Regions from separate parts of the Mus musculus genome. Here region 1 is linked to region 2. A link is a loop called in an ENCODE intact Hi-C map of the cell type or tissue named here. Cell type or tissue: heart. All regions are shown on one strand. Each heading gives the region's core, and the rest is flanking DNA. Links, peaks and the distances in the headings are about the cores only. Region 1 overlaps Ralgps1 (Ral GEF with PH domain and SH3 binding motif 1). Region 2 overlaps Ralgps1 (Ral GEF with PH domain and SH3 binding motif 1).

Region 1 (15,590 bases), core at 4,342-12,341, 82 kb before region 2:
CTGTGAGAGCAGCCATACCCCCAACATCGAGTAAGCATACTGCCTGGCACACCTTTATGTCCGAGGAACATATGGGGAAGGGATATATTGTCCAGGAAACAAGCCAGAGACATGCCTAACTTAATCACTCTGCGATGATCAGGGCCCTGAATATACTTGCTGTCGCAAGAATTTGGGTTTAGACAAGGTCAGATTATTCCTGTTTGGGGCTTTGTAGCTCAGGAAAAACAGAGACACAGTCTTCTGATACTGTCCACTACTAAGTGAGCACATGCCATTCTGTGTCCGGCAGCTCGTTCATTTAGCTGAAGTCTTCTCAATGCTACATTGTAGGGATGGGAGGCTGAGAGATCCTGCATCTGCCCTTACAGAGCCAATTCTTGGGCTCTGGGTATGGCAGATCCCTTTTCCTCTCTACCTCTGCAGGGCCCCACTATCTATTAATATTTCAACAACAATCATTCTCTCTGACTCCAGGAGAGTGGGACATAGCGTCCGCAACGTGTATTTGGGGAACGTCCTACCTTGCACAAGCCACTGGCAGATGGGGCTGTCACTGACCTTATCTCTCCACTCTTAGGCTTTCAGTTCATAAAGACCAACCAGCACACTGCAAGGACCATGAGGCCACTGTGTATGACCTACTGGTGGCTTGGACTGCTGGCCACGGTCGGAGCTGCTACAGGCCCAGAGGCTGACGTTGAGGGCACAGAGGATGGTTCACAGAGAGAGTACATTTACCTCAACAGGTACAAGCGGGCAGGTGAGTCCCCCGACAAGTGCACCTACACTTTCATTGTGCCCCAGCAGCGGGTCACAGGTGCCATTTGTGTCAACTCCAAGGAGCCTGAGGTGCACCTGGAGAACCGTGTGCACAAGCAGGAGCTGGAGCTGCTCAACAATGAGCTGCTTAAGCAGAAGCGGCAGATCGAGACGCTGCAGCAGCTGGTAGAGGTAGACGGAGGCATCGTGAGCGAGGTGAAGCTGCTGCGCAAGGAGAGCCGCAACATGAACTCGAGAGTCACGCAGCTGTACATGCAACTTCTACATGAGATCATTCGAAAGCGAGACAATGCGCTGGAGCTCTCCCAGCTGGAGAACAGGATCCTGAACCAGACAGCTGACATGCTGCAGCTGGCTAGCAAGTACAAGGACCTGGAGCACAAGTTCCAGCACCTGGCTATGCTGGCACACAACCAATCAGAGGTCATTGCTCAGCTCGAAGAGCACTGCCAACGCGTACCTGCAGCCAGGCCTATGCCCCAGCCACCCCCAGCAGCTCCACCTCGGGTCTACCAACCACCCACCTACAACCGCATCATCAACCAGATTTCCACCAATGAGATCCAGAGTGACCAGAATCTGAAGGTGCTGCCGCCCTCCTTGCCCACCATGCCTGCCCTTACCAGTCTCCCATCTTCCACTGATAAGCCATCAGGTAAGTCCTTTGGGGAGTCCAGCTCCCATGCGCCTCTGAGCCCCTCAGCCTGGGGGTACATGTGGGCATGTGAGTCTCAAGAAAGTTGTATAATCCTCTGGCAATCCTCTGGGGTGGCTGCTGGATCCAGTGGAGTTGGGTTGATGGGAGCAAGGGATGGCATTGCTCCAATAAGGTGGTAGAAGGTAGAACCCAGAAGCTAGAAGGTATGGGTGTCAGCTCTGGTCTCTGAGGGGAGAGAATACAGTCCTGGATACTCTGAGGTTTTGCACCTGCCCTGTCTTAGTGGCTAGGTGTCTCACCTGTGGGCTCTCATGCCTGTGTAAGCCCAGAGCTAACTGTCTGAAAATGTCACATGATAAACGCTAGGCTAGTGGGAGAGTGCTATAAAGTCCAAAGTTAATGCTTCTCGGGGACTAGGGCACTGGATGGAAGTTTCCTTCAGTTAGGTGCTGCCTAGTTTTCAATAAGGCTTCCTTACACTCTCAGCACACATGTCATGAGACTCTCAAGACACCGTAATAGAAGAATGGGGTCCTTGGGAGCACACCCTGGGAAGTGTAACCAAGATACTACACTGGGATTTTCATGAGGGTCACTTGACTAGTCCTGCAGCTCCTTAGGGACAGGATGACTAACCTGTTCACAGCCTGAAGATGCTCAGGTAGAGCTGGGCCCCTGCTTCAGACACATGGAACAGAGTTACAGCTTCTCGGGACGATGTCATGAAAACACAATGTGCAATGATGTCACCAGGGGTTGCCAATACTGCCTGTGCCCTCCTCTGACTTAGTGGAAACTCTGGTCCCTAGCCTCCAGGAACCCAGTGTGGGGAGGTGGCAGGTGTGTGAAGGCTCTGGCAAATCGTCAGGGTAGGGGAGCAGGCCGGAAGAGTCCTCTCCAGAGGCCCAGTTCCAGGAGCTGGGCTTCTCCTTTATCTAGGCAGTGTTGTTTTCCACCTGTGCTAAATCTCTGAAAAAGTTAACTAAAACTATGCATGGGGTACCAATGTCTTTGTTGACAGGGAGAGATTTTTACTGAAAAGATCCTTTGTACCTATTTCACACTTTAAAAAATAAACCAGTACTGAGTTGAACCTGTGTGTATGAGGGTGACCAGTGGGCAGATCAAGAATGGATAGGCCAGTGGGGGCAGGAGGAGCCAGGCACATGACACAGCATATGCCATAGCACCTTAGAAGAAAGACCTGGACTAGGTGTGGGTGGAGAGCAGGTGTGCAGAGTTGACCATCCTGGATCGAAATCCTCCTCCTTCTATTGGCGAGGTCTGGACAGGAGCCAAGTCACCCTGTTCCTGGGCTCCTCATCTAAGTCTATGGGTAGGCTTTATTTCAGTCTGTTCCCAGCTGACAGTTCTATTATGAAATAATGCAGAATGTGTGTGTGGCACTGGCCCACAGTAAACTGAGCCTCCTTTGATCACGGTCTTTGCATCTTAAAACAAGGAGACTGGCATGAAGAGTCTGTCTTCAGCTCTGTGTCCAGTGCCTAATAAGAGTGCCATCTGCACCCACACCTGGTTTGCAGCAGAGGTCAAAGGCAGGGTGGAGTGCGTTCTGTGTTCCGACAGAATACCCAGAGTGACACTGCCCTTGGGCACCACATGAAGGCTGGTGTCACAGTCACCCAGGCCTCCTTTCAACTTGGGATCTCTGGTTTCTAACTCAGCCATCTCAGGACATTTCCTGAGCGGGAACAAAATGGGGATAAACACCTGGATCTGCCGTGCCCGTCCCTCCTCCTCCCTATTTGCTCTGGAGAAAGTTATTTAAGTCAGCTGAAGTGCAGCTCAGCTGGCAGTGTCTGCACTGAGGTGCGATGCCGTGTGTCTGTAATCTGAGAACTCAGGAGGCAGAGGCAGGAGGAGCCGAAGTTCAAGGTCATCCTTGAGGTTCTCTACACACGGAGATCAAAACCAAATGTGCAACAGTTGTTTGTTTGTTCTGTTTTGTTTTAAACTCTTCTGAGCCTTAACTTCCTTCACGTGAGGAGACAGGAACAGAGTTACAGCTTCTCGGGACGATGTCATGAAAACACAATGTGCAATGATGTCACCAGGGGTTGCCAATACTGCCTGTGCCCTCCTCTGACTCGGTGAAAACTCTGGTCCCTGGTCCCCAGGAACCCAGTGAGGGGAGGTGGCGGGTGTGTGAAGGTATCTGGAATCTGTCCTGCCTCCAATCATGTCTATTCCTCAAATTCCACAGAGCAGGTTTGACAAGATTTCTCTGGAAGGACCCAAATTTCTTGAACACTGTGAGAATTTATGAAGCCAGCATATCAAAATACCAAGAATACAATGAGCATTGTCTGGACACTATATAGAACAGTGTATATAGTGTGCTTGTGTCCACCAGGAAGGCAGATGAAGGACTGTGGCATCACTAAGGTAGCATGACCACGCCCTGCTGGACAGCATGAATGGCTCAGAGATGACACTTCTGTCCTGCATCTTGAAGGCTTTCTAAGTTTAGCAGGTGAACCTGGGAGGAGGGACACCTGATGGAAGTGGGTCTGTAGAAAGCCCCAAGGGCATAGCCCTTCTCCTAGCCTCTCAAATGGCCCCGGTACAGCTATTTATAACCCAGGACAGGCTGTGGCACCTGTAGTCTGCTATACCTAAGGCAGTCCCCGTGAGTATCCATGCTCACTCACCAAGCATGAGATGACCTGTGTGTACTCTAATGTCTCTCTCTTACTCTGCATGTCTACCTCACAAGGGCAGGCAGAGCAGGGAGGAGGGTGGCAATGGAAAGGCCCTACCTTTCCTGGGTTTGGACTGATCTGAGATGAAAAAGAAGATGGTCTGCCTTGATCCAACCAATGGGCAGACAGTGATTATCAGCCCTCTTCCAGCTCAGGCAGGTCTGGTCCTGAAAGACAAAACCCCTCTGTGTTCTCCTGCAAGAGCCTTGGCTTGCTGCCGCCACTCAGCCAGAAACTCCTTTACAATCAAACACCTTGCACTCAGGCCGCCACAGCCTTTGGCTTCCCTCTAGTAAGTTCAGAGCCATCAGTCCTTTGTTCCATTGTTGTGGCTGCTCAGGAATCAGCATGCCCTTCTCCAGAAGGCCAAGACAGCCACAGCCCCTTATCTGAAGCTGGCCTCATGACTTGCTCCCAGCCATAGTCAGACAGTGACATGCTGGCCGTGGCCAGGAGGTACCTGCTAACAGCTAAGATGAAGGATCCAGGTAGGTCCTAGCCTCGTCTCCCTGGCATCACACATAAGTTCCACTTCACTCGGGGCTGGTCACACAGGGAATATTTGGTTTGGATGGTGCCTACAGTGCTGCCTGAGCCAATAGCCCACCCATGGCCCTCTGCTGTTAGAGGTCCTAACAGGGATGCGGTCCTGCAGCTGTTAGAGGACAGCTTCAGCGGGCATTCTCTAAGGAGCACAGGAAAGGGCAGATGAACTCTGACCTCACCCCAGGCAGCTACCGTCACACGCCAGTCTGTCACAAGGCCCACTGTGGAGATGGCTAAGAAGCATAGTGCTGCCAGCTACCAGGAGTACAGCATGGCTTTCCTAGACAGATGTCTTTAAAAACCAATAGGCAGCCAATGGGGGGATGGTGCATGCCTTTAATCCCAGCACTTGGGAGGCAGAGGCTGGCGGATTCTGTAAGGCCAGCCTGATGTATAGAGCGAGTTCCAGAACAGCCAGGGCTACACAGAGAAACCCTCCCTCAAAAAAGTTAAAACAGAAAACAAAAAAACCCACCTACAACAATAAAAACTCCAAAAGACTCAGATACATCTATGTATTGCCTCTTCTGATTAGTGAGTTTCTCCAGGGACAAATGAGGAGCCCCAATGTCATGAAACAGAACTACTAAAATACCTTGGTCCCTGGAGTGGCCTCCCTGTCACATGGCCTCTTGGTGCAGAGCAGACTCGGGTCACTGCACTTGTATTTCCCAGGATCCTCAGGGTTTAAAGTTACTCAGGCACAATCATACAGTCCCCAGGCCAGGGAACACCTTGAGCACTGTGTGGGAAATATGTGACTTAGCACTGGCCACTACCAGCCTGGCTTCTGTCAGTTTCATGTGTGTATATGTGGGGGTTTGTGGGGACCTTACAGTGCCACACAGACACAGCAGCTACTGCCATGCCAGGCACGACAAGCCACTCTTCCTTAGTCCTCAAAACCCAGGATTTATACTTGATGACCAGGCCACAGGTCTTTGGAAGCTTCAGGCAGACCCAGCCATTAGCTCCTGTAGGTTTGGACAAACCCCTGGGGTTATATGTTAGCCTTTCATAGACAGCTGGGCCATAGGTCATGTTCTCCTTACATGTTTACTCTCCGTGCTATGATGCCTTCTCAGGGCCATACTGCTTCAGGGACAACACAGTGCACATGTGCAAACCACCCTCTCATCCTAGGCCTCTAGAGTCGTGGCTTGGAGAAGCTGACCACTAGGACTTCCTAGGTAGATGTCCCCGTGCTTTGATCTCACTTGCCCTGAGACAGGAACTACGAACAGCAGACAATGGCTGCCCAGCACAGCAGCATGTCTTAAAACCGACTCGGTTTACATCACTATAGAGAAAAGGTACTGGTCCCAAGGTGGCAGAGCGGGGAGTGATGCTGCAGGTGAGGGGTACTGGCTAGCTCTGACTTTGACTTAGCCTTTGGGGCCATGGAGACTGAGGGGAAGGCCACCTGGTCTCCACCTCTGGACTGTGTGTGTTTTCCCCTGTACTATACTTGCTTTTTCCTAAAATGTTTTCTTAAATGAGTTAAGATTTCCAAAACCCATTACGGCCGACATTTCAAAGAACATTCCTTGTTAGTTTCTTCCTAAACAAAAGCCACTAGAGGCAGGCGGTTCCGGGGCCATCTTCCTTGCAACCCCACCCCCAGAGGTCTGTGGAATTGATCACAAAGGGCCTTTGAGTGTGGCTCATAGCTATCCCTCCACCCCTCAGGCCTCGTTCCAAGGATGACAGTGGCTAAAGGCCCTGGCTATTTGCAGGAGATAAACTATCAACTTTGTGGCTGTTAGAAGTTAGACATCTGGCATCTCAGGGCATGGGAATCCCAATAGTTTGGCATTTGGCAAGCCAGAAGTATTCGAGAAAATCCTGGAGACTGGGCTTCGGTGGCCAACTTGTAGCTACACAGATGGATCAATCACTGTGGTGAATTTACTTGGTTGCCTCTACAGTACAGTCACAGCAGGCTGCCAAATTCCTTTTTGAAAAGAGAAAGCAGAACTAGCTAGCTAGTACTGTCCCGCTGGTATCTAAACCATCACGCTCACTAAGCTTGCCGGCCAAGGCATATGATGAAGGAAATGGCAGACACTTGTTAAGGAGGGCTGAGAGACCTGCTCATGGGTCACAGAGAGGGTTCCTTCCTGACTGCCCATCAACTTCAGTGTCCCAGGGGTGACTGGGTCCAGAGTGCCTTGGCAAAACCTGAATCTCAGAGGAGATGGAGTGCTGACCCCAAGCACATGTGTCACCCGTGCTCTCTTCTTAAGTCATCCTGACCTCTTTAGATACAATATTTTAAGATTTTGTATACACAGAATAAATTGATAGGAAAAATCAAATACTATTTTAAATGACAAAGACAGTAATTAATTTCTTTTCCTTTTATGTTGAGATTGAGTGGCCTATGTGATTTTCTTAGGGGTAGTTTCTAAAAGACCACCAACGGCCAGCACGTGGTACTACTCTGACACTCAGGGCCTCCACTGCACACGGTCTGCTACAGACATTCCCACAGAAATGATTTTGTTTTAAGGTTTGCTTTGGATACAGATGACCATCTGCCATGGAGGCCTCTGCTTTTCAGGTTCTCGAGCTGAGAGAGCTATAACTTACTACGCTCATGTGAAGATGCACAGGTGGCAGGTGGACTGGGGAAGGACTTTTACCTGTCTGCTTACCACAGACTCACTGCCCTGAGAGGTGCCTGCTCCCACAAGAGCCCACTGCCATCTGCTGGGGACAGACCTCACACAACCCTGATGCGTGGTAACAAGACAATGAAGGGAGGAGTCTGGTGCCAGAGTCAGCTGTCAGCACCAGTGCCAGATCTCTGAGCCCAAGCTGCCTTTGAATCTGGGGCTCTGAGGAAAAGGTGAAATGGCCTAGGAGGCAGATGTCTGGTTACCTGGTGACAGGCTCTCTGAGATGTGGAGCAGACGCTCATGCTATACTCCAACAGGAATATATACAAAGGCTTTTGAGAAGCCTAGGCAGGATGAAGACGTCCTGGAGATGGGAAAGGCTTTCTAGAGGTGACAAGGCCCTGCAGGGCTGAAGCCCTGCAAATCTGCTCTCAGCCATGGTCAGCAACTGTCAGGAAACCATAAAGACCAGGCTCAGTGCTAGGCAAATGTCCTGTTGCAGACAGAGAAAAAGGCCAAAATGCCACAAATTACATGCCAAGTGGCTTGCGGTCCAGCTCCAGAGTAAAATGGCAGACCAGAGGCTAAAGAGAGCCTTGTGAGCATGTGAGAGATAAAAAGGTAACAGGGAAAGCCAACAGAGGTTCCTTAAGAAGAGCAATGAAGCTGCTCCCTTCCTCTCAAAGTGTCCATAGACTGGCTGACCACAGGAGCACCAGCCACTTGCTAAGCATTTGTGGACTGAGAGTCCTGGGTCTGATCAGTTCTTCTGTGGTGTCTGCACTTAGCCTTCATCCGATCTGTGCCTACCTCACCCAGGCAGCCCTGGAGGCTACCAACAGCAACACCAGGGAAGGAGGCTCGACTCCAGCCCTGGAGCACAGAGGGCTGCTCAGCTCTACACAGTAAGGTTTCCAGGACCCTGCTAGCCTAAACATTGTTCTCTTTCTCTCTCTTTTTTCCCCTATGGTGTTGGTGGTTGAACCCAGGGCCCAGAGAATGACAAGCAAGAGCTCTGCCTCAGAGCTCCACCCCCAGCCCCACCCCTTTCCTAAGCCATTTAAAACTCCCATTTCTCCTGCCTAGCTGCCTGCTGGAAACCTGAGTGGGCGCATGCTTCCCGGCCTGCAACAACTAACACTGAGCACTTTAGTAGAGCAGTAGTATTTATTTTGAGGTCAGGCAGGCAGGCTGGGGCCCGGCAAGCCCTTCATGGGCCCTAAGAGCTCTTGGGAGAGCTGGAGCTGTATCAGATGCACTCAAGCCCCCTCGCCTCACACAGCCAATATAAGTTTTACTGTAACAATTTTGAAAGGAGTTGAATAATTCTGCTTTTGAAATTATTTGGCCAGCAGTAACCCAATTAATTTATGGTTGGCTCTGATTTCTCAGCAACATCAGGCATGCTCAGGAATTCTTGGGAAGTGAGAAAAATCTAACCTACAAATTGTTTCAAAGTAATAACATCTTTTATGGAGGTGAAAGTTACCAATCAGTGAACCCGATGGATGGTTGATACACTTTGTGGACATTTAATCACAGGCTAATGAATTTTTATTTCGTAGTTTTCTTTTCCCATCTGAGAGCCAGTGAGATTTTGTTTTAGGTTTCAAACATCATAATGAATCCCTCCAAGCTCGCTCTCTGCCCAAGGCCCTCAGTGCTGAGGACAGACTAAGATTGTGCACATCCCCACGCAAGGAAGAGACAACACACACACACTGCCAACACTTGGCAACCTGCAAACGAGTCCTGCAGTTGGGCCACTACTTGTACTCTGCTTCACCAAAAGGTAGCCATTGACATAGACAAGACTTTTGCCAAATTTACTGAAAAGTGAGACTCAAGAATTATCAGATAAAATTGCTCCTTATGTCCTTTTACAGGGTCTGACTTCAGGCCTGCCTGTTCAGGACACCCAGGGGCCTGCCACTGGCCAGGGTGGGTCACACCTACGAAGTACATTTGCCCTGGCATTAAATGGATAAATTTGAGTAGGACATTCCAGATCCAATTTTACATCTAGTCCTTTCTGTTGGCAAACAGATTTCACGGGCACAGACCATTAATGAGAACTGACAGGGTTCTCACACAAGGAAGGTGTCTTAATGTCTAGGGAGACAGGAGGATTAAAGCCCTCTATTCAGCCTAAGGCCACCACGCCCTGAGGCTCAGAGGCTGAGGAGAGGAGCCACACCTGCTGGCCAGCACTGAAGCCCTGCTTCTTACCTCGCCCTTCAGGTGAGCTGATGTAGTGTTGCCCCTGCCTCATCAGGACCAGCTACAGGGCCTGGGCCAATCCAGCCGAGGCTGCTCATCCTCAGGTCTCAGAGAGGACACACAAGATAATAGTACACTTGAGTCTAGCCTGGCTGCCAGGCTCAACTTGCCTTTACCAGGAAGACAACCAATGAAGTGCTCCCTGTTTTTCATGGAGGCTCTGTGCCTTGTACCTGTGATGTCTCCATCAGAAATGCCAGAGGAGAGATCACGAAGTGGACCGCTGCCTTCAATCAACCCTAGCTGATTGCTGAGAAACCAGAACCAAATTAATTGAGTTACTCCAGTCCAAATAATTTCAAAATTCCCAAGGCTGATCCCAGAGTACCAAGGCCTAAGGCTTGCTGCATATCTTGTGTCCCTCCCCCATCCTCGGCCTCAATCCTGTGCCTTTCCTGCACTGCTGTCTCTCTCGAGGGAACCACACAGATCTGCTTGCCATGGTAGCCGAACTGCTCTTCATGTGGAACATTCTGACTACGGTGTAAATATGGTCTTTATAGAGGTGAGCCTGGGTGCTGCCGAGTTAGTGTTGGCCTGGTTCTGCGGGCAGAGCTACCTCTCAGAAGGGGAGCCAAGGCAAACACCACTGTGCACTCGCTCTGTGCCAGAAGATGCTTTGCCCACTGCACTTTGAACACTCAGCTATACTCAACAAAAAAGATTCTCATTTTCTACTGCAGTGCAGCTCTGTAGCCTCCACTGATTCTGACATCTAAAGTGTGCCTAGTGGAAAATACTTATTAATAGACATAGACACATGAATAGATACACACACGCACACACACACTGTGGACATGCATGTGTGTATTATAATATATACATAGTTTTGGAACTTCGAGAGCAAGCAGCATGTGTATCTCAAGGAAGGAGCTGAGCACTTCCAACATATCAAGCTTGCTTGCATCTAAGGGGAGAAAGACTTAATCTAACCCCTGACCTGAGATCTGCAGGATGGTTAGTGTTCTTTCCCTATGTCACAGCAGTAAAACTGAGGCAGGGACCTGCCTAGAGTTACACAGTGAGTAAGAAAAGCCACCAAGATTTGACCCCAGCACCTCCAACAAAGTATCAGTAGTCTTTCTCCAACCATATACTACTCCAGCCCCAGAATCTTTACCAAAAGTTGAATTCTCTGCTTGGCCCTTTGTGGCATTATCCAAGGGTAATGCTAACAGATTCGTCCCAAGTTATTTATATGGTACAGTGTTGGATCCCCATTGCATTATTTATATGCCCCACAGATTGGTCCCTGCCCCATCCCTCTTACACAAAGGCTTCTCATCTCAGCAGGGTGTTGGTACCATGTTCTCAATGCAATCTAAAATTCGAACTGACTTTCACCTGCTGTTTATACTGATCATTTTGCCTCTCACTTACATTAAGAAAGGGGATGTGTTTGAGTGTGGCGATCTGTGAGGCTTCCGAGAGAGCCTCAGCCATTTAACGAAGCTGATGGCAGAAACATGAATGCTTCTACATCATTTCAAACTACTCCACAATTCTAGAAGGCCTTACACAATGACCAGATTTGCCACATACACACAGAGGAAACTTCAACATCATAAAACACCAAAATAGGCAAAGGACAGAGTAAGTAAACATAGGGGGGACAAAATAAGACAAGACAAAACCCGAATTACCAACAAAGACAAAAATAAAGGGGTTTAACAACCTGACAGATAAAGTCATCAGTATGCCAAGACCAGAGCCAGGCCTCTGTTCTCAAGGCCACACTGGCTGGGGAGAAATAACAGTGCATCAGAGTGAACACATTCCTAAACAGATCATTTGAGGTATTAGACCACTCTGCCTCCAAGGGCCATGTAGCTCTGGGGTGTCCCCTAAGGTCTGTGGGTTCAGACCTCCTCATCTGTAAATGAGGCAGTTACAACTACCTACCAGGAGCATGGGAAGAATCAGCAGTGTAAATACCTAAGCAAGGCCTGTGACAGACTGGGGCCTCGGCAAAAGCCATGTGAAGATTCCAATGCCAAGTTATTGCTGCTACTTCTGCAGACAGGCCTTTCTCAGAGTGAGGCATTCTCACCTGGGCCTCAAGAGTCTGCTTACCCTCTGAAGCATGTCCAAAACCAGTACAAGCCTGCATTCTTCTTTCAATAAATTATTTATTGTATATGTATGTGTGTGTGTGTGTGAGAGAGAGAGAGAGAGAGAGATATTTGTTTTGTATCTCTGTGTGTTTTTGTACTGTGTATAATATTTATATGTATTTACACGTGTGGGTACAGGTATATGAGTGTCATGGCATGCATGTGGTAGTCAGATGACATGCTAACACACTGCCCGAAACAGGTCTCTCTTGGGTGCCAGGTCACTGTGGATGCCAGGCTAGCTGGTCCCCAAGCTTGAGGGGCCTCTCCTGTCTCTATCTTGTATCTTGCTGTAGGAGCGCTGAGATCATGGGAGCACACTGTCACAAGGCTGTGCAATGGGTCTGGGGACTGAATTAGGGCCTCACGCTGGACAGCAGGCTCTTTACCTCCTGAGCCATCCCCAGGCCTTTCTAAAATTATCACTGCTTAAAATATTTTAGTACTAAAGACCTCAAATCATTCTAAAATACTTATCCTAAAAAAAATCTAAATAAAATTTTTTAAAAAGTAAAGCCCATTTTCAAGAATACCAGAGGCATTCCACAATGAACTGTGGAAGGCAGCATAGATTGGTCACTATGAGACCAACCTATCACTTTTCCAGTGGCCTCCAAACCCTACCTATATTGTACCCCCTTCAAGAACAGCCTCAGCATGGAGCCACTGCAGGAGCTGCGTGGCTGTGCAGGAAGAGGCCTGGCTGCTGGCTTTGGTGGGCATTATTCTGTTATGTCCCATGCCTTCTGCCTTCCATCCCAGCGTTCTCTCTCACTAAGCGCCTCCCTGTCCTGCTGACCTGGTGGAAAGCTGGGAGGCCTCCCACGCCACCGGTGCTCTGCTCCAGCTGTCAGGGACAGACTCTCATTCTGTCTCAGTCCCTGGAGCTTGGGCCAAAAATAATGAAAACCTTTTTCTCCTTTTTAAATGTTCCTCCTGAAGGTCTCCTCTCCCCTTCCCCAGGACAGAAACTGGGGGAAAGCAAAAGCAGGAAGTGACATCAGGGGATAGAGGAGGGGAGAGAGGGCGGGAAGAAGGGAGGGGGGGAAGGGAGGGAAGAGGGAAGGAAGGAAGAAAGGAAGGAGGGAAGGGAGGAAGAAAAGAAGGGAAGAAGGGAGGAAGGGAGGGAGGGAGGAAGGAGGGAAGAAGGAAGGAAGGAGGGAAGGGAAGAGGGGAGAGAAGAAGGGAGGGAAGGAGAGAAGGGAGAGAGGGAGGGAGGGAAGGAGGGCAGGCGTGCTTTGTGCCTACATTCAGCACAGGTTGGGCACTTGGGGAACCTGCTTGTCCTGTGTGCAGAGCTTTGAAAGGCAAGGGTGTAGGAAGCACCTAGAGAATGAAGACAGCAGCACACTGACAGTCAGCATCCAGCTGAACTGGCACAGAGATGGACAAAGAAGCAGACGGTTTCTGTTCCCAATAGGCACTCCACACTGCTTGCATGGCCCAGTAAGTTTCCCAAATCTAAGCTTTAGCTGAACCAATAGGCTAGCTGAACCAAAGTGCTAGCCTCCAGGAACCTGCAAAGCTAGGCCTTCGAAGGAAAAGCTGGATGAACCGACACAGAGGGCTACCTTCCCACCCATGGAGAGAGAAAGAGAAGATCTCCAGAATTAGCTAAGAATGCTGGTAGAGTCTGGCCACCAGAGACAACCTACACTGCCCTAGGTTCCCCAGGCCTAGGGCAGCCTTTAGGGAATGGAACTCAATAAATAGCTGGCTTTATTGTTGTTTTTACCTTTGTTTCCTGAGACAGGACCTTATTACCAAGGCTGGCCTAGAACTCACTTCGTTACAGAGGCTGACCTTGAGCTCCTAATCCTCTTGCCACCACCTTCCAAGTGCTAGGATGACTGGCGTGCACCACTGCAGCCATCGACTGGATACTTATAGAAGGAACACACAAAGTAGGAAGCAAGTCCCATGTCCTAGAACATTTCATCTTAACGACTCAGTCTCAAAGGCGTTCTGAAAAGCACACAGCAAAGTATAATGATTATTTTAAACTATGCAGTCTACTAGGTAGGTCTTAAAAACCTCCAAAAGTTTCCTCCAATCACTGAGGAAGACCCCAACTTGACTAGACCTGATAACTCAAGTAAACTCAAGTAAACTCAAAACATAGGACATTACTAGAGGACAGAGAGCCAGGGTCAGGGGCTGAAAGACACATAGCATCTACAGGCTCCTAGAGTGGTTTTGGTGCCACCTGCTAAGGAGAACCACAGACTGGATTGGCAAAGCATAGCACTGAGCCCACAAGACACTGAAGAGTGTGGCCATGATCATTAGGCACATACTTAGTGCACCAATGGGAATGACTTCTTTAAAAATCACTCAAAGAGGGGATGGAGAGATGGCTCAAAGATTAAGAAAACTGACTACTCTTCCAGAGGTCCTGAGTTCAATTCTTAGCAACCATGTGGTGGCTCACAACCATCTATTATGGGATCCAATGCCCTCTTCTGGTGTGTCTGAAGACAGCTACAGTGTACTCACATACATAAAATAAATAATTTTTTTTAAAAGTCACTCAAAGAATAACCACCCAAATGATCTGTACTCTAATAGTTCTTCTGAATGAGGAAAACAATGACTCACCTACAAAAAAAAAAAAAAAAAAGCAGGGTGGAGGAGCAGTGAAGAACGGCCTCCTCATGGACACGAGAGGAAGTGAGAGCAGAATGGGGCTTGGAGTCCAGGCCTCCTGATTCTTGGCCTGAGCTCTTGCTTTTATAGTAGATGACTTCTCAAGGTTACAAAATAAACATCTGCCCCGTCAATATGTGTTCCTTAGCTCTTGTTAGAGTGTATACCTGTCTAGAACATAGCTAGATGTAGCCTGGCAGCAAACAGTTGTAACATACACATACTTGCCTACAGGTCCATGGAGAGACTGCCTGCAAGCCCTGGAAGATGGTCACAGCACCAGCTCCATCTACCTGGTGAAGCCTGAGAATACCAACCGCCTGATGCAGGTGTGGTGTGACCAGAGACATGACCCTGGAGGTTGGACTGTCATCCAGAGACGCCTGGATGGCTCTGTCAACTTCTTCAGGAACTGGGAGACCTATAAGGTGAGACCACTGGGCCTGTATGCATTGCCTGTAAGGTGACTGCACAGCAAGGACAGGACCATCTCTGCAAAGCCATCTGAGTGGTAAGGCCAGGCCTCTCCTTGTCTGCTGTACAGGAGAGGACAGAGAAGAGACAGGATCTTATCCCAGCTGGGGCCTCTGTAAGGTGGCTCTGCTCTTGAGGTCCAGAAGGGGAAGGTGGCAGGGTTCCAGGGCCTGGGAAGCCCCCTAAAAGCCACGCGTAGGGAACTCTGACAATAAGTGGGCCCTAACTACAAGGTCTATTCTCTGGGCCTCCCAGTGCCCAGGATACGGAATGCTTCTCCTTGTAAGTCAAGTGCAAGGGATCTCTCACACCTCCCACCCTGCTCTGAACCAAGAGGGGACAGTAAGGAGGGCATGAGCAGCTCAGGTCAATGGACACATGTCCTGTGTCAGGCACTGTAACTCTTGACTATGCCCTTGAGGGAGGTATTACTACAAAGTCACTTTGCAGGTGAGCAGGGAAAGTACCCTGCACGTGGCTCACAGCTACTGCGCAGTAAAGCAGCAACGGCAGCCGGGGGCTCCCAGCAGCCCCAACGCCTCCAGTCTTCTCCATCCTGGCTTGCCCCATCCGGGTAGCCTGTATATCTCCTGCTTGTCCCTCCTCCAAAGCCTAGCCTTGAGGTCCTCCTTGCACTCCTCCATGTTCTCAAGGTGATGGCACAGCACAGCAAGGGTTCACACATCCTATGGAGGCCGATAGTACCTGGTTCTGAAAACCACTTCAAAGACTTTGGGGGTCACTG
Region 2 (15,590 bases), core at 5,084-13,083:
TGATTTCTTGTTTAGGTTTCAACAAATGATTGCAAATGGGACTCCTAAGCAGAGGCGGTGGCATGTGGAAGCCCCACCCCAAACAGCAACATCCTCTCCTGGGGCTTACAGCTCAACATACCCTACATCCTTCTCTTTACCCTCAAGAAAGGCCACAGCAGGGTCATCCCCACTGATGATTGGTCCCCAGGGAAGGTCTGAGTCTCATTTCACGCTAAGCAGCAGCAGCAGCCCTTGAGAGTTCTAGAACAATTCTATCCCTCCCGTGAGCACAAAGTCTTATACCACCTACCCCCACCCCCTATCCCCAGTTTCCTCTTCTAAAGGACAACATGGCCTCAAGGACCCATCTCCCAGCAACATCTATGATGGTGAATTGAAAGGTTTCTCTCAGCCGGGCAGTGCTGGCGCACGCCTTTAATCCCAGCACTTGGGAGGCAGAGGCAGGCGTATTTCTGAGTTTGAGGCCAGCCTGGTCTACAGAGTGAGTTCCAGGACTGCCAGGGCTACACAGAGAAACCCTGTCTCGAAAACAAACAAACAAACAACCTGAAAGGTTTCTCTCATTCATATAACCAGAGTAGCTGGGAGGTAAGCCACAGCGATGAATTCAGCCCAGTTTTGCCTTTCAGAGCCAGGGAGGTCCTGGGTGGCTGAGGCAGCTTCTGTTCTGCTCCATTTCATTGAGCAAACCTTCCAAGAAGGCAGAGGGACTTGCTCAGGCTCAGCTCCCATGAAACCATGGCTCTCAGAGTAGGCCTGCAGAACCATGGCAGCCTCCCTGTGTATGCGCCAGCGTGCCAGGCTCAGCCACAGCAGCATGTGGGCTCACCGCCTAATCAAAACTGTGTAGCTAGATGCGCTGCCGGCCAAGCAGTGGCTCCTCAGTACAGAGCTCTGGCATATAGTCAAACGGCGCTTGGCAAACAAACTGTTGGCCATTTTGAAGACCAGTCAATTTCCCCAAGGGTCTGCAGCCTAAGAAGTCTACTTGAGTGCTCACAGTATCAGGGCAACGGAGCCTAACAGGAGCCAGCTGCCTGGGTCTGCCATTAGCTGTTCACAGCCCACTTCTTCCTGACCTGCCTCAGAATACCAAAGGACAGGAGCCAGTCGACAGAGAGCCTAAGCTGATGCAGGAGCTGCTAAAAGAGCTAAGAGCCTTCTGTTTTATGCCTTTACAATAAGCAGTTCTGAGGATAAGCACACACCGGGGACAGGGGAAGGCCAACCAAATGGCGTCCATATGGGAGCTTGTTCCTTTGTACATTAACTTCATTTTCAGCTGTCCTGGTTCATTTTTACTTTACACATGAGTGTTTTACCTGCACATGTGCCTGGTGTCCATGACGGATGACACTGGAGCTCTTGGATCCAGTCACAGACAGTCATGAGCTGCCATGGCGGTGCTGGGAACTGAACCCAGGTCCTCAGAGAAGCAGCCAGGGCTCTTAACCACTGAGGCATCTCTCCAGTCCCATCAGAGCCCTAATTTTAACTGTCAACTTAGCAGGGCTTAAAGTCATCTCAGATGAAAGCCTCGAATAAAAAATTTACCCAGATTAAATTGGCTCATGGGCATGTCTGTGGGTGACTGTCTCAACTGTTCACTGATGTGAGGGCCCAGGCCCTTGGACAGATCGTCCTGGCTTAGAAAGCTAGCTAAGCATGAGCCTGTGAGCAAGCTAGCAAGCAGTGACCTCCAAGGTCCTATTGGAGTGTCTGCCCTGACCTCCCTCCTGTGACCTGGAAGTATAATAAGAAATAAACCACTTCTTCCCTCTTTTGCTTTGGTCTCGATACTTTTGTCCCAGAATCAGAAATCAAACTATGACACTAGCCTGTCCAAGCTAAGTTCCTTAGTCACAAAATAAGGTCTCCCTTCCTTATCTGTCTGTGGGAGGTGGGTAGTCCTTGCTCTGTGCCAGTGCCATGTGACCAGGGGCAAGAATTCTATCACTAAGCATTTGGGGATGGGTACAAACCAAAGGTAACCTGAGCTGCTGTACTTCCGACCAACCCAGGATCAACATCAACACAAACTTAAGGACAGGACCGCCTGCATAAATCCCTTTCAAAAGGGAGAGATGCTAGCCACTGTGACAGGGAGGACAAGGAAAGCTGTCATCACAGGCACATGGCAGCATCTTGTACTATCGTGAGCCCTTCAGGAGTAGGACCATAAGTTGGTATCAACTGAGAAAAAAATAGCTACATTTCCTCAAAAGAGCATATTGAAAATAAAGCCTGTATCCCAAAGCCACTGTCCCAGTGACTGAAAACTGGATCTCACTAACTCCAATAGCACAGAGAGCTGAGGAGCCCACGGGGCAACAGAGCAGCCAGCTCCAGAGTGCGGACACGGAGAGGGGGCAGTTCATCAGGAGAACTTCCATTCGCCGCTTCAGCCTTTGACAAGGTGGCGTTCTGACAAAGACACAAACAGCTGACACGCACCCACAGGAACGGACTTGGGCACAGCAGTGCCAAGTTGAGGCTGAGAAAAACTCATAATGAAGGTACCCAAGGGGCGATCTCTGCTAAGCCCCTCCAGACAAGGCTAGAGACCCTCAGTGAAGGGCACTGGCTGCTCTGGCAAAGGACCCACAGAGAACCCAGCAACACCTGTCACTCCAGTTCCAGGGGCTCCAATGCCCTCTTCTGGCCCCTAAGGGCATCTGTACACACGTGGTGTGCATACATATATGCAAGCAAAACACTAATATGCATAAAATAAAATAAATAAATCATTTAAAAATATTTTTATTTCTTTTTAAACCCTTTCTTGAACAATGCAGAAATCACCCTCCATGGCGTTTGTCCAAAGGAGTTAAAAATCTCATGTGCACACAAAAGCCTGCAGATGAATATTCCTAAGATCTTCCTTCACAGTTGTCCAGACTGGGTGGGAACAAGATGTAAGGGCGAAACTATGGTACAGTACAGCCAGACATAGAGGACTAAGCACTAAGAAGAGAATGAGCACTGGTATCAGGAGACAGAGGTGTGAGTACCTGGGTTAAAGCTGTCCTGAAGAGGTGAAACTCTGCCACTCTAAAGGGATCAGTTAGTGCAGGAGAGAGGGAGAGTAGCATGCAGAGTGCTGCCACACACTTCTCACAGTGGACGCTGATGTGTCGGGACTGGTTAGTTGATTCTAACTCATATGCTGCAACAGTTGGGGGTAGGCTACCAAGTAGGAACTATATGGACTTTGTGCTCAGTTTTTCTGCGAACTGGAAACTTAAAAGAATACAAAGTTTGAGATTTTATGTGTATGATTGTCTGAATGTACGTCCATGCACAACATGCATGCAGTACCCTCAGAAGTCAGAAGAGGACATTATACCCCCCCACCCACCCGAGTACAGTAGCTATAAATGGTTGTAAACTGCCACGCGGATACTGAGAATTGAACCCAGGTCTTCTGGAAAAACAGCCAATGCTCTTAACAGCTGAGCCATTCTCCAGCCCCAGCTTCCTTTATTATTACTATTATTTTATTTATTTACATCCCAAATGGTGCTCCCCTTCAAGGTCCCCTCACAGAGTTCTTTCTCCATTTCCCCTCTCCTTTGCCTCTGAGAGGTGCCCCCACCCTGGGGCATCAAGTCTCTACAGGATTACAGCCTCAGTTTCTTAAAAATAAATTCTATTTAAAAGGAAAAATTGGGCTGGAGAGATGGCTCAGCTGTTAAGAGCACTGGCTGCTCTTCCAGAGATCCTGAGTTCAATTCTCAGCAATAACATGGTGGCTCACAACCATCTGTAATGGGATCAGATGCCCTCTTCTAGTGTGTCATATACAGAAATATAAATCTTTATTTAAAGGAAAAGTTAATGAAATACTTATGCCCAAGTGGTTCTGGAGTGAAATCTGTAAAACATTTAAGCAAGAAGTCACAATAGTTTTCTATAAGTTCTTTCATCCCAGCTTCTGCTACGAAGGAGACCAACATTATACTGACACAGTGAGGTAGCTCCATGGATTAAAGCACTTGCTGCACAGGCCTGATGACCTGAGTTCAAATCCTGGAACCCACAGTACAACGAGAGAACTGACACCCAAAAGTTGCCTTCTGACTTCCAAATGCATTCCATAGCATGAGTGTATCCTCACACACATATCACACACACACACACACCAATAATTAAAATAAAAAATTAAATATTAGAGTTACCAAAACTATATATATTTTATAGATATAAAAATACCAAAACACCTTATCATGAATAGATACAAAAATTCTTAAAAAAAAAAGACTTAATGAAATAAATCTAATAATCTACCAAAAGAATTCTATACCATGCTCAAGCAGGACTTACCAAGAAACAAAAGGTTAGTTTAATTTTTTTTTTTTTTTTTTTTTTTTTTTTTTTGGGGTTTTTCGAGACAGGGTTACTCTGTATAGCCCTGGTTGTCCCGGAACTCACTCGGTAGACCAGACTGGTGGACTTGAACTCAGAAATCCGCCTGCCTCTGCCTCCCAAGTGCTGTGATTAAAGGTGTGCGCCACTACTGCCCAGCATGGTTTAACTTTTTTTTTTAATTTTTTTTATTAGGTATTTTCCTCATTTACATTTTCAATGCTATCCCAAAGGTCCCCCATACCCACCCCCCCTTAATATTTTTTTAAAAGTCAGTCTGATCTAGGCAATTTCTCAAATGGAGTCTTCCTATCATGGGACTCTAGACTCTGAGAAACTGACAATTAAAGCTAACCAAGGCACCACGTGTCTCCATGTGCTTACATCTTCCATCATTTATTTTGGTAATCATAGTGTTCTTGCAGGGAAGTGTCTCAATTACTAACCAATGTAATCAAGTCCAAGACACTATGGGCGGCACCATCCCTACGCAGTTGGTCCTGAACTGTATTAAAAAAAGCTAGCTAAGCATGAACCTTGAGCAAGCCAGCAAGCTACATTCACCAATGGTTTCTGCTCCAAGTTCCTGCCTAGACTTCCTTTAAGAATGGTTGGTGACTTGTGAGCTGAAGAAAACCCTTTCCTCCTGAGTTCCTTTTTTATCATGGTATTTGTTCCAGGAAAAGAGATGAAACTAGAACATAAATGTTCATGGTCCAAGTGACTCAACATCATTAAGATTTGATTCTTTCCAGATCCATCTATGGACTCAAAGCAAATATAGTTAAAATCCTAGCAGGCGTTTGCTGCAAAACATAAACAAATATTTCTGAAATTCACATAGAAATGCAAAAAACTAGAATAGTCTCCCTATTCCTCTCTCCCTCTCTCTCTCTCCTTACCTCTCTCCCTATTCCTCCCTCCCTCCCTCCCTCCCTCCCTCTCTCTCTCTCTCTCTGCTTCCTGCTTGAACTCTCAGTGGTTTTTGTCATCATGCCTTTGCTCCACCACAATGTTTGCCACTACTCTGAAATCATAAACTCAATTAAATACATTCCTTTTAAAAAAAAAAAAAAAAAAAAAAAAAAACTAGAATAGTCAAAAATTCAAAACAGCAGAATGTTAAGGATAAAAGTCAGGGAACGGAGAGGGGAAGGGGGCTAGAGTGAGGGTCACTGACAAGGGGTGTTTCCCATGCATACACTGTCATCAAAACGCAACTCATTGCCTTTGCCGAGCTTAGTTTGTTATTTACCGACTGTGCCTCAATGAAACTGAAAAATTACATCATTCAGTCTCAGGTCCAGTCTTTTGAATTATTCACCATGTCAGCATCCCATTCTGCAAGCAGAAAAATGCAGACTCAAAGGGGCCAGGTGGCTTGTAACAGCCTTTTTCTCCTCTGGGTGCTTAAGTACTTGATCATACTGACAGGCATGCTTTGGGATACACCTCTCATCCGACAGTGGTGCTGGGGATTGTCTCATTCTATTCTTGTCTGTTGTGGATAGCCCAGGGGCCAATCATATTTGATGTTAATTCCGTTCTCCTGTGAGTGGTTGTGAACAAGGAATGAGTCAGCACTCAGGTGATTTCCTATAAACCTGCTGCCCACCTTAATTTGTAATATAAAGGAGAGCTGAAGATTGGGCAGATAAAGGGGAGGTGGAGCAGAAGGTGGGAAAGAGAAGAAGAAGAAAATGGAAGAGGGAGAGGATGCAGAGGAGGAGGAAGAAAAGCGGAGCAGAAGCACACGACCTGGAGAAACCGAAAGTTCTAAGGGGTCTCATAAGCTGTGGAAGATGGTAGTGTAGTGGTAGATCTGCCCAATCTAGGCACACAGCATGTATTCATATTAACTGTGTTGTGTTTTCATTGCCGGGGCATATTTGGGAGGAGATTTACTGCAGCACTTGTCTCCTCTCTCAGATGAAGAAATGAGTTGTAGGTCCTCTGCCTACACAATCACCTGTACCCATACTATGAGACACAGTCCACCACCTCTCCTCTCCTGATCTCTCTCTCTCTCTCTCTCTCTCTCTCTCTCTCTGGGGGGAGAGGGTGAGGGGGAACATGGACCACAGCATACTCATGAAGATCACAGAGGACAGCTCTGTGGAGTTGGAGTCTTCATCCACCTTTATGTGTTCTGGGACTCAAACTCGGGTCACCGGGCTCCTGGCACAGCAAAAGCCTTTACTCTCTGAGCCACCTTGAAGGCCCCTCCCAGCTATTTTACAGATAAGGAAAGGAAGACAGCAAGAGGAAAAGGCACTGGCCTTAGTTAGGCCTCCCAGCTAGAGAACAGCAGAGCCAGATTCCTCACAGATCTCACCAGCAGGGCTTGCCACTCCCTCCCCCATTACCCTGCCTGAGATCAAGCTGTTGCTCCTAAAGCCAGAGCCCAGACAGCCTGTGGGTGAAAACAGCTGCTCTGTGAGGCTCTGTTCTGTGTTGTGAGCAAGGCCTCTGTTTAGTGTCAGGTTATTAATTCACTTAAAAGGAAATTTGGTTTCTCACCAGTACTCATGTCATATCCATGCTCAAGAAAAGAGAAAAAATGAGTCTCAAAGTTCCAAAGTGCATTAATTCTGATGTGCTGCTGGCCAGGTCTACAGCCAGACCTGACTCCTGTGTCCACCATGCCTCAGCTGAAGAGGACCCTTTTCTACTGTGTTTTCAGTGTGACAAGAGTCACTAGACAGGAAAAAAACTAGAGACCAAAGAACAAATGACAGCTGTAAATGAAGAGCAGCAGCAGCAGAGGGAGGCCTTCAGCGCTTGCTGGCATCCACTCTGATGAGCCCTGTGCTAGGAGCCCCCCTCTTCTCACTGGATGACAAGTGCATGGTGCTGATACCTCATTCTTTAGTTTGAACAGAGGGAAGCAGCACTGCACAGACAGCAGGTAGGAAGGGACTCATCACAACAGTCTCCCCCTAAATACAGTCAGCAAACAACACTGGGCACCGCAGTAGGTCCCAGGAGATGGGGGAAGAGTCCTGCGGTTATAATCTAGGAAGGAGGCTTTAACCAGCAGACTAGTCAAATGACTACTAGAGGCAAAGGTGTCTACAGGAGTGGGTTAAAGGAAGTCACAGAACCCTGAAGCTCTAGCTGCACAACTGCACCCCATCTTCTGAGGCATCTGGACACTCCAGGTGGAGGGGGCAGCCTGCAGGAAGTAAAATGGGAGGGGACATGAAGGAGAACTAGCAAGGTAGGCTAGCTATTACAGACCCCATGGGATGCTGAAGGAGTATGGACTGCCTCCTGAGTAGAAAAGAGGAGGGAAGGCTCTAGGCAAGTCAGGAAGATGGTCAGAGAAACAGGTCTCTGGCTCCAAAGGAAAAATAGGAGCCAGGGCTGCCGAGGGCTTTGCCATCCATGAAAGAAGTGACCGCGGCTTTGCTTTTTTCTGTGCACACTGCCCAGAACTTGACCCAAGAGAGGGCTTTCAATGATGTCAGTGAAACCTCGCTCCTCACCACAGGCGACTGCCTGCTGGCAGCTCTCCCCCCTCTCCCAGAGCCAAAGGGAATCGAGGACACGCAGGGTTTGTCCCCCATCCAACATTGATCTCGGCTCTCTGGAATGTCCATGTCTTCAGAGGAGGCAGCACAGCCAGACAATAGGCCAGAGGGTCAGCTCCCGACCCATACAGCAGTGTCTCCCCGAGCCCCAGTGCACCCCTGCTGGGGAACTGTGGGCCTGCACTGAGCCCTGGGCTCCTGCAGTCCAGCCTATGTACATAGCAGCAAGTGTCCCACAGATGGCAGTCAAGTCTCCAGCTCCACATGAAGGGAGGCTGAAATAATTCCTTACACAATGGCCCTCTGCCTCAAACATTTGTTCTCAATGCCCCACCTCTTCCCTGTCCAGAGGCAGTCCTCTCTAAGGCTGCAGACAGTGAGGCAGGAAGATGCTGAGCATCTCTTCAGACCTAATGCCTGGCACCCAGGGAAGGTGGCTGTCCACTCTGGGTCTCACCTTCCTAGGTTACAGGCCAAACTCACTTTTTTCCCCTGGTTGTGGGTTCGTCCACAGTGCTGCCTGCTCTCTTGCCTTTTGGTACAACTTCACTTTCCCCTTCTTGCCCTCAGACCCTCATCTAAGGGCCTTTGTCTTCAACCCCACCTCAGCCCCTGCCCCACAGCACAGCCATCACCCACACGCAGTGCTCCTCCATCCCCACGTCTACCTTCTCAGTCTCCATGCTGCCTGGACCTCTGATCCTTTTAACCTCACCCCCCCACAGGCAAAGTCCCGAGCTGTGCTAGGATCATCCTACTCTAGGATCCGTTCCACTACCTCAGGCCCTGGTCCTCTTCTCTGCTTGCCCTGCACTCACAGCAGCTGGAAGCAGCCCTCACCAGACTTGCCATTCTCACCACCACTCTCCAGATCTATAGTCCTGCAGAATCCTCTGACCACCCTCACCACTCCAGAGAGGTCTACCTCGGAGTAGACAGCTAAAAGGGGCAGGGTGGGGGAAGCTTTCTCCTTTTAAAAATCCTTATCGGGCGTGGTGGCGCACACCTTTAATCCCAGCACAAGGGAGGCAGAGGCAGGCGGATTTCTGAGTTCGAGGCCAGCCTGGTCTACAGAGTGAGTTTCAGGACAGCCAGGGCTATACAGAGAAACCCTGCCTCAAAAATAAATAAATAAATAAATAAATAAATAAATAAATATCCTTCAGCGCTAAGCTCAAACTCTGGAGCTGAGTCCACCTAAGGCTCCCTGCCCTAACATGCCTAACAATGCCCAACTCAGAGCCAGAGAATCTACCTGCCCAGTCCAGCCCCTTTCATAGGCTCTTGCTCCCTGAAGATACCCAGAGGCCCTGTGTTTGGCTCTGTGTGTGCTACTGAGTCTCTAGACCTAGGCTTCGAGGCTCTTTTCTTGCCATTCCTTTACTGTGGTCCTCACTATCAGTCCTTGTCCCTGAAGCTGTAGCCCTGATCTTGTAGAGCCTGAACACACTTTCTGTGATAACCAACTTGTGCAGCTAGCGCTCAGACACATGGGAGCTGTGACATTCTGCTTCTGCAGTGGTCTGGGCTGCTGGCCTTCTTGGCTCTCTCATTCACCCACCCATACCATGCTCACTGCATGTTTTCCCCAACCCTCCGGTGCCCTGTGACCTTGTACTTCTTGTCCGCTTTTATTTGCATGTCTGTCTCATGCTGGAGTTCCTGCCATCCTTGTCTCTCAAGTGGTGGTGTCTTGGCACAGTGGACTGATGTATGACTGAGTAAAGGTGGGTCTAACTACTGGGAGATCTGACTGTGGGGAAGGGGCACCATGGGGAGAGGTGGCCAGAAACTGTGAAGACCAAGGGCACCCGGAGAAGCTTTGCATCTTGCTGAATTTGCTGGACACTCAGCCACTTGGGTCTGTCCCAACTTCAGCTGGTGACAGAACAACAGACTTCTGGGAAACTCTTGTCTATAGCCAGCATCCTTTAATGATGCCCTGGAAGAGCAGAGGGTGGAAAGAAATCCCCAGAATACCAGGCAGAGCAGCACTGAAAGCCGCCAACACACCATCTGTCTTCACTCCACGTGAAACTCCTTTTTCAGGTCACGATGGTTAATATCCTCAACTCAACAGGGTCTCGAGTCATCAGATGACAACCCTCTGGGCAAGTCTCTGAGGGCACTTTTAAAGTTGTTAACTGAAGTTGTCCCTAAACATGGCCAGCAGTAGCAGCCCATGGCTGGGATCCAGCACTGAACGAGAAGGAGAAAGAGAGCAGAGCCTGACTGCTCACCACTCTTTTCCTGACTGTAGGCACCACGAGGCCAGCTGCCTCACGCCCCATGCTGCCATGCCTGGCTGCCACTGGTAAACCGTGAACCAAAATAAGCTCTTCCTCCCAGACTTATGTTAGTCAGACGGTCACAGCGGTGGGAACTAACACAAACTCTCCTTTCATCCCTGCCTCACCAATGAGATACAGTCCCTTTCCCACTCCTCTATGTTCAAGGCTCCTCCTGTTACAAGTTCCTCCTAGGCTGGCTGGCATCTGGACACCAGTCCCAAGGGCTCGGCATAGATGCATAGCCACTCTGCTGTACCCTCCAGGGTGTTGCTCCTGACTAGGTTTTGCTGAATAATCCTGCAGTGAAGACCTCCCATCCACAACACACAGAGCCAGCTCAGACTGAGCAGCAGCAATAACCACAAATGACTGACACTGGGTAGCTGCTGTGAGTTCAAAACAAAACAAAACAAAATCACATCTCCCATGCACAAGGAAACTATAAGATAATGAGTAAGGAGTCCAGCATCTTAGCTGGGATGAGAGCAGCCACACCCATCCCAGCTCTGACAGATGTTATATATAGTTATTAAGCAGTAGCTCAACTCTGATAGGGTCATGGGCTAAGTACAGCCAAGGCCATGTCCATTTCCAGCTCAGTTTGAGAACAGAGATCCACCATGCTGGGGTCTGGTGCCTCTGAGGAGCTGTAGGAGCCTCCGTTCTGTGAGTATGACAGACTTGGTAGGGAATACTGTGGACACAAAATGCTATGCCAAAACATGCCAGGTCAAGCAGGATGCAGCCACCAGGACCCTCAAACAAAGCCCTTCATGAGGTAGCGTCACCCGAGCCCTGGCAGGCAGGAGTCTAACCAGAGCTGTCACCCAGTTATCCAGGTCCAACAGCAGCCTAGCTATAAGCAGAATGCCACAGAATTACATGTACGTTAAGTTGCCAGCTCTTTATAAAACTGGTCACTTATTTAGCAGGGATCAGCACAATCGTGTCCCATGCTTGTGACCTCCACATTCCTTATACTCTGCCAGTCCTCCTGAGTCCTGGGATGAGGCGCTGTGGTTACCCCACAGAGAAGAGCACAAGTCCTAGTGCTACATTCCAGCCCCAGCTGTGGGAGCCACTGAATTCAAATCTCCAAAAGGCTGAGCCCACCAGGCAAAACCCCTCTTTTTTTCTTTGGGAAAAGTGACCACTGCGCACCCAGTAGACACTGCTCCTGAGCTGTCCTGTCCTGAGTCAGTCAGAAAACACTGTGCCAAGATGCTTGCCCTCACTGGGTATTGGCCCTTCTCCACTCAGGACAGATCCCCTGAGCAGCTGCTACTCCAGGTACTGAGATTACACCAGGGCCTCTTGGAGTACAGACCTCCAAAAACCAGCTGCCTGTGACCACCTTCTTCTGAAAACCTTAGAGGCAAAGAAAAGATGGAAGGCCCAACCCATCAAGAGGTGTGAGAGGAAGGAGGGAGAGACAACCAGAAGAAAGGGAACACTGCAAACAGAACCACAAAGTGGGAAACTTGAACCTGCAGTCGGCCAGGTAGTGACAATAATGGCCTTGCTATTTTAAAGCACCCAGCCCACCTCCACCCAGTGTGCATGCACATACATATGTGAGTGCACAGGCACGAGTTAGAACAACGCAGGAAAAGTAACCAGTATTGTTAGGAACTAAAACTGCCATTGTCAAATAAAATACAAGAAAATCAAGATCCTTAGGGAACATCAGGATAAGGACAGGTAAGAGCTGGGAAGAGTGACTCACCCTCTAAGAAATGACAATGGCATGTAAAGAATGCACTCAGCCCTGAGGGGATTATACCACCACTCCTCAGTCACAGACCGGGAATGGAACGTGCCATCATGTTCCAGGGTCTGCAGAGCTATGTGGCTTAGCTGATGATGGGTTGGGTCCTCTGGCTCAGTGCAGGTTATCCGAAGTGTTTTCACTGGGGACTAAGACTGACACAAGCAGCAGCTGGTGCATCCTGGAGAGTGGATGTGTCAGGAGGCTGAGAGGAAGCTGGTGGGAGTTTGCCAAGCCTCTTGCCACCTCAGCTCAGCATCCACACAACTGCTCCTGCTCATTCTCACAAGCAAAGCTCAGTCCCAGGGTCAAGGTGGCACCAAGGCCTAGGAGAGGCCCTGAGGGAACAACTACACTAGCTATGAAGTCGAAGCTTTTCTCTTAGAAAATAGTTCCACCCAGGCTCCATACATAAAAGCAAGGGCACTTCCAGCATTACCCTCTTCCATGTAGATTGGCATCCAAACACCATCTCAACAAAAGAGGCTCACAGCCACAAGAAGGCCTGACGCAGGCCTCAGCACCAAAGCTGACACAACTCTAAGCACCTTACTGGGTCAAAATGCATGAAGCAGTCAACACCAGTGGAGTCATGTTAAAAGGTTTCAGGGCCAATGCTGACATCATCTGTCAGTCAAGGACAGGACATGTTATGCAGCAAAGGAGTGTGAGCAAAACTGATAGAAACACTAAGGAAGTATAAACACCTACAAACTCATCCCAAGGGACTGCTTACCAAAAACAAACAGAACACACACACACACACACCAAAATCACTGGCATCATTATCACTGTCAGATACACATACATACATACATACATACACACATATATACACATACACAGATACATGCATACATACATACATACATACATATACACACATACATACATACATACATACACATACTACACAGGTACATACATAGACACATACCTACACACCTACACACATACATACATGCATACAGACACACAAACATACAGTGATGCTAGCTCCAAGGGTATATACACAGCTCCCATCACTTGTTCACTGGACAATTAGCTCCTGCACTCACATCACTGTAAGTGGACTTGTCCCACGGGAAGCTGAGAGTTAAATGATCACTGAGCACAATGCCCAGCATGCACCACAGATCCTAAAGCTTTGATGGTTCAGCCTTCCAGGACCGAAGCCTCTGTGCCTCTCATATACTTCCTCTGCAGTAGTAGTAGGCAGGCAGACAGGCCTGAGTCAAGTGTTGGCTGCATATTTTATCTATGTGGGGCTGAACTCAAGAGTCATCAAGGTCAACACCCTTGAAAGGCCTTGGGGTTTCACAAAGCCACTGCCACTGGTTTCCTTCCACCCTGGGGTGGTCCTACTACTACACGGCAGGCATCCCAAAAGGAAAAGTTCCAGTTTTCAGTCCACTAACAATAACAACAGCAGCAAAGAAGTGGGGCGGCTCCCAGGTCCTTCCAACCATGGTTTGACAATGAGAAATGTCCTCCATTTTGGGGGTAACGTCATAGACCCTAGCAGTTCAAGCCTAGGTGGCTCTAAATAATTCATAGCAGTTGACTCTGGCTCTTCACTCTCTGACAGTCAGCTTAGTACCAACTGGGTTCCAGGCCCAACCCAGAGGTGCAGATTCATCAAGTCCCAGAGTGGTAGTCCGGGAATCCCATGCTTTGACAGCTGTCCTGGTGACTCTGAGACTTAGACCTCCAAGATAAAATTTTAAAGGAAAATGAATGCACTTTAATGTCTGGGTACAAACTTAAGATGTCACCTGGCAAGGCTCCCTCCATGCTACAGTACAGTACCCCAGAGAAGGGTTCTGCCTGGCCCTTGTTGATGAGTCTTTGGAGTGGCAGACACCCTGCTGCCTGATTTGCCTCCCAGTCACACCTGGACAGCGAGGGCCACCTGACAGACTGAGTCATCATGTTTGATAGTCAGGTTGCAGAACAAATCTGCAGACATCTAAGGGTCTCCAAATCAAAGCTTTGAGAATATAATCAGAACTAGCCTCACACCTGAAATCCTAGCACTCAGGAGCCAAAAGCAGGGTGATCAGGGGTTCAAGGTCATCCTTGGCTACACAGAAAGTTCAAGGGTAGTCTGAGATATGTTAAGACCATAAGATATCTCAAAAAACTGAGGGGGAAAAAAGACAGAGATCTAGAGAGACTCAGTTGAGAATGAAGGCAACCATCATATGACTGAAGGCAGCAAAGCTCCCGGAGGCAGAGAACTGTTACCTAGAAACAGTGAGCTGTTCCACAGTAGAATTGAGACAGGAAAAGGCAGCATCACCATGAAAACAGCATGCATAGCTAAGCCCCAGCGTGTAAGGCCCAACTAACATAGCCACTGTTACTGTACAACCAGCCAGCAGTATGGATTCTCCTGGGCTGGAGGGCTAGGCACTCTGGCTCCATTGAAAGTGGCAGTCACTATAAAGATAAGTGTGAGCATTTGGAGGACACGTGAGTAGTGCGTGTGGCCGGTCCTGGGCTCCTGACAGGGGAGCTGGAATGGGACAGCGGCATGAACTCCATTGTTGGAGTCCTATGCACAGATTCACAAGGACTTAATCTGGGCTGCCGTGGTACCCTGTCCGATGAGCATGCTGGAGTGATATGTGTTCTAGCCCAGCAGGCAGCTAAGCTAACCTCTGACCCCACCGACATCCCTGCGGTATGTTTAGAATCAGATAATGAGAACATTATGATCCAGAAACATGATGGCATCACAGTGACTGTGCACAAAATGGCCTCTTGACATCTGATGCCAGCTCTCCAGTGGCCTCTCACCGGGATTCAGTCATGCCTGTCTCAGCTCATTTGTAAAACTATTAAAGTTCCAGAAATAGGCCATTCAGTTAATGTCCAATGTGGACTCCCTTATTTGTATGACAGACAGTTACCAAGACATCAGTTAGAGAGGAGCATTGTTTGGGCTTTTGTCACTCTGCTCTTTGGTGACAGTCACTGTAGTCCAGGATCACAGCCCATCATGGCCTATAACTATGTAGCCCAGGCTGACTTCAAATGTATGGTCTTCCTGCTTTAAACACATACATCCTGGAATTATAGCATTTGTCACTAAGGTTTAGGTCACTTTGTATATAGAACTTCATTATGGTCAATAAACCTGTTCTGAGGAAAAAAAAGATTAAGTGTGCTCTCAGCACACTGCTGGAGAGGGGACAGGGCTCTCCTGGCTGTCTCCCCACCTGCAGCTCACCCACGGCCAGGCATATCAGCAGTGTCTGCTCATCCTGACCCCTTGGCCACAGCTGACTGCGCACTGGCCACATGACAGCACTGGGCTAGAGAAAGAACTATGTTGTCAGTGTGGGAAGCTGTAAATGTGGATCCCTTGGGGAGGTCACATGAGGCCACCACACATGCAGACAGGAGAGGGAGGAAGACAGGAAGTAGAAGTAATGGAAGGGACACTCACACCCAGTAGCTTTCCCTGTGTGTAGACACTGTGGGAAGGTTCTTGTCTCAGTTTGGCTTTCTGAAAAGGGTTTGTGTTACTTGCTAGCAAAGAAAAGGAACTCTGGGTAAAATAACTAAAGCCTCTTCACCAACTAGAGGATGTCATTCATCCCCCTCACTTCTAAAGACCCCGAA

What was found. Hi-C counts contacts between places; a loop is a spot of excess contacts. Peaks named below come from ENCODE experiments on the same cell type or tissue, not always from the same donor. Only the 100,000 strongest peaks of a DNase experiment are listed, where the experiment ranks them.
Region 1: a loop joins it to region 2, with 2.1 times the contacts of the local background. A loop is called at or near these places in 4 of 42 quality-filtered maps.

The regions. Positions count from the first base shown.
Region 1 is chr2:33,227,595-33,243,184 of GRCm38, forward strand. All of the region lies in intron 8 of Ralgps1 (Ral GEF with PH domain and SH3 binding motif 1), which reads right to left. It overlaps Angptl2 (angiopoietin-like 2), which reads left to right. Exons shown (of 5, transcript NM_011923.4): 2 at 581-1,438; 3 at 14,606-14,799. The coding sequence starts at 622. Among named protein-coding and RNA genes, the nearest start is that of Angptl2, 19 kb to the left of the region's middle. In heart, for the core only: a CTCF peak has its summit at 7,424 (motif pointing left); a DNase peak (open chromatin) is centred at 7,461; H3K27ac peaks cover 3,061 bases.
Region 2 is chr2:33,308,708-33,324,297 of GRCm38, forward strand. All of the region lies in intron 4 of Ralgps1 (Ral GEF with PH domain and SH3 binding motif 1), which reads right to left. Among named protein-coding and RNA genes, the nearest start is that of Ralgps1, 55 kb to the right of the region's middle. In heart, for the core only: a CTCF peak has its summit at 8,091; DNase peaks (open chromatin) are centred at 6,734, 7,196, 8,004, 8,744 and 1 weaker place; H3K27ac peaks cover 3,656 bases.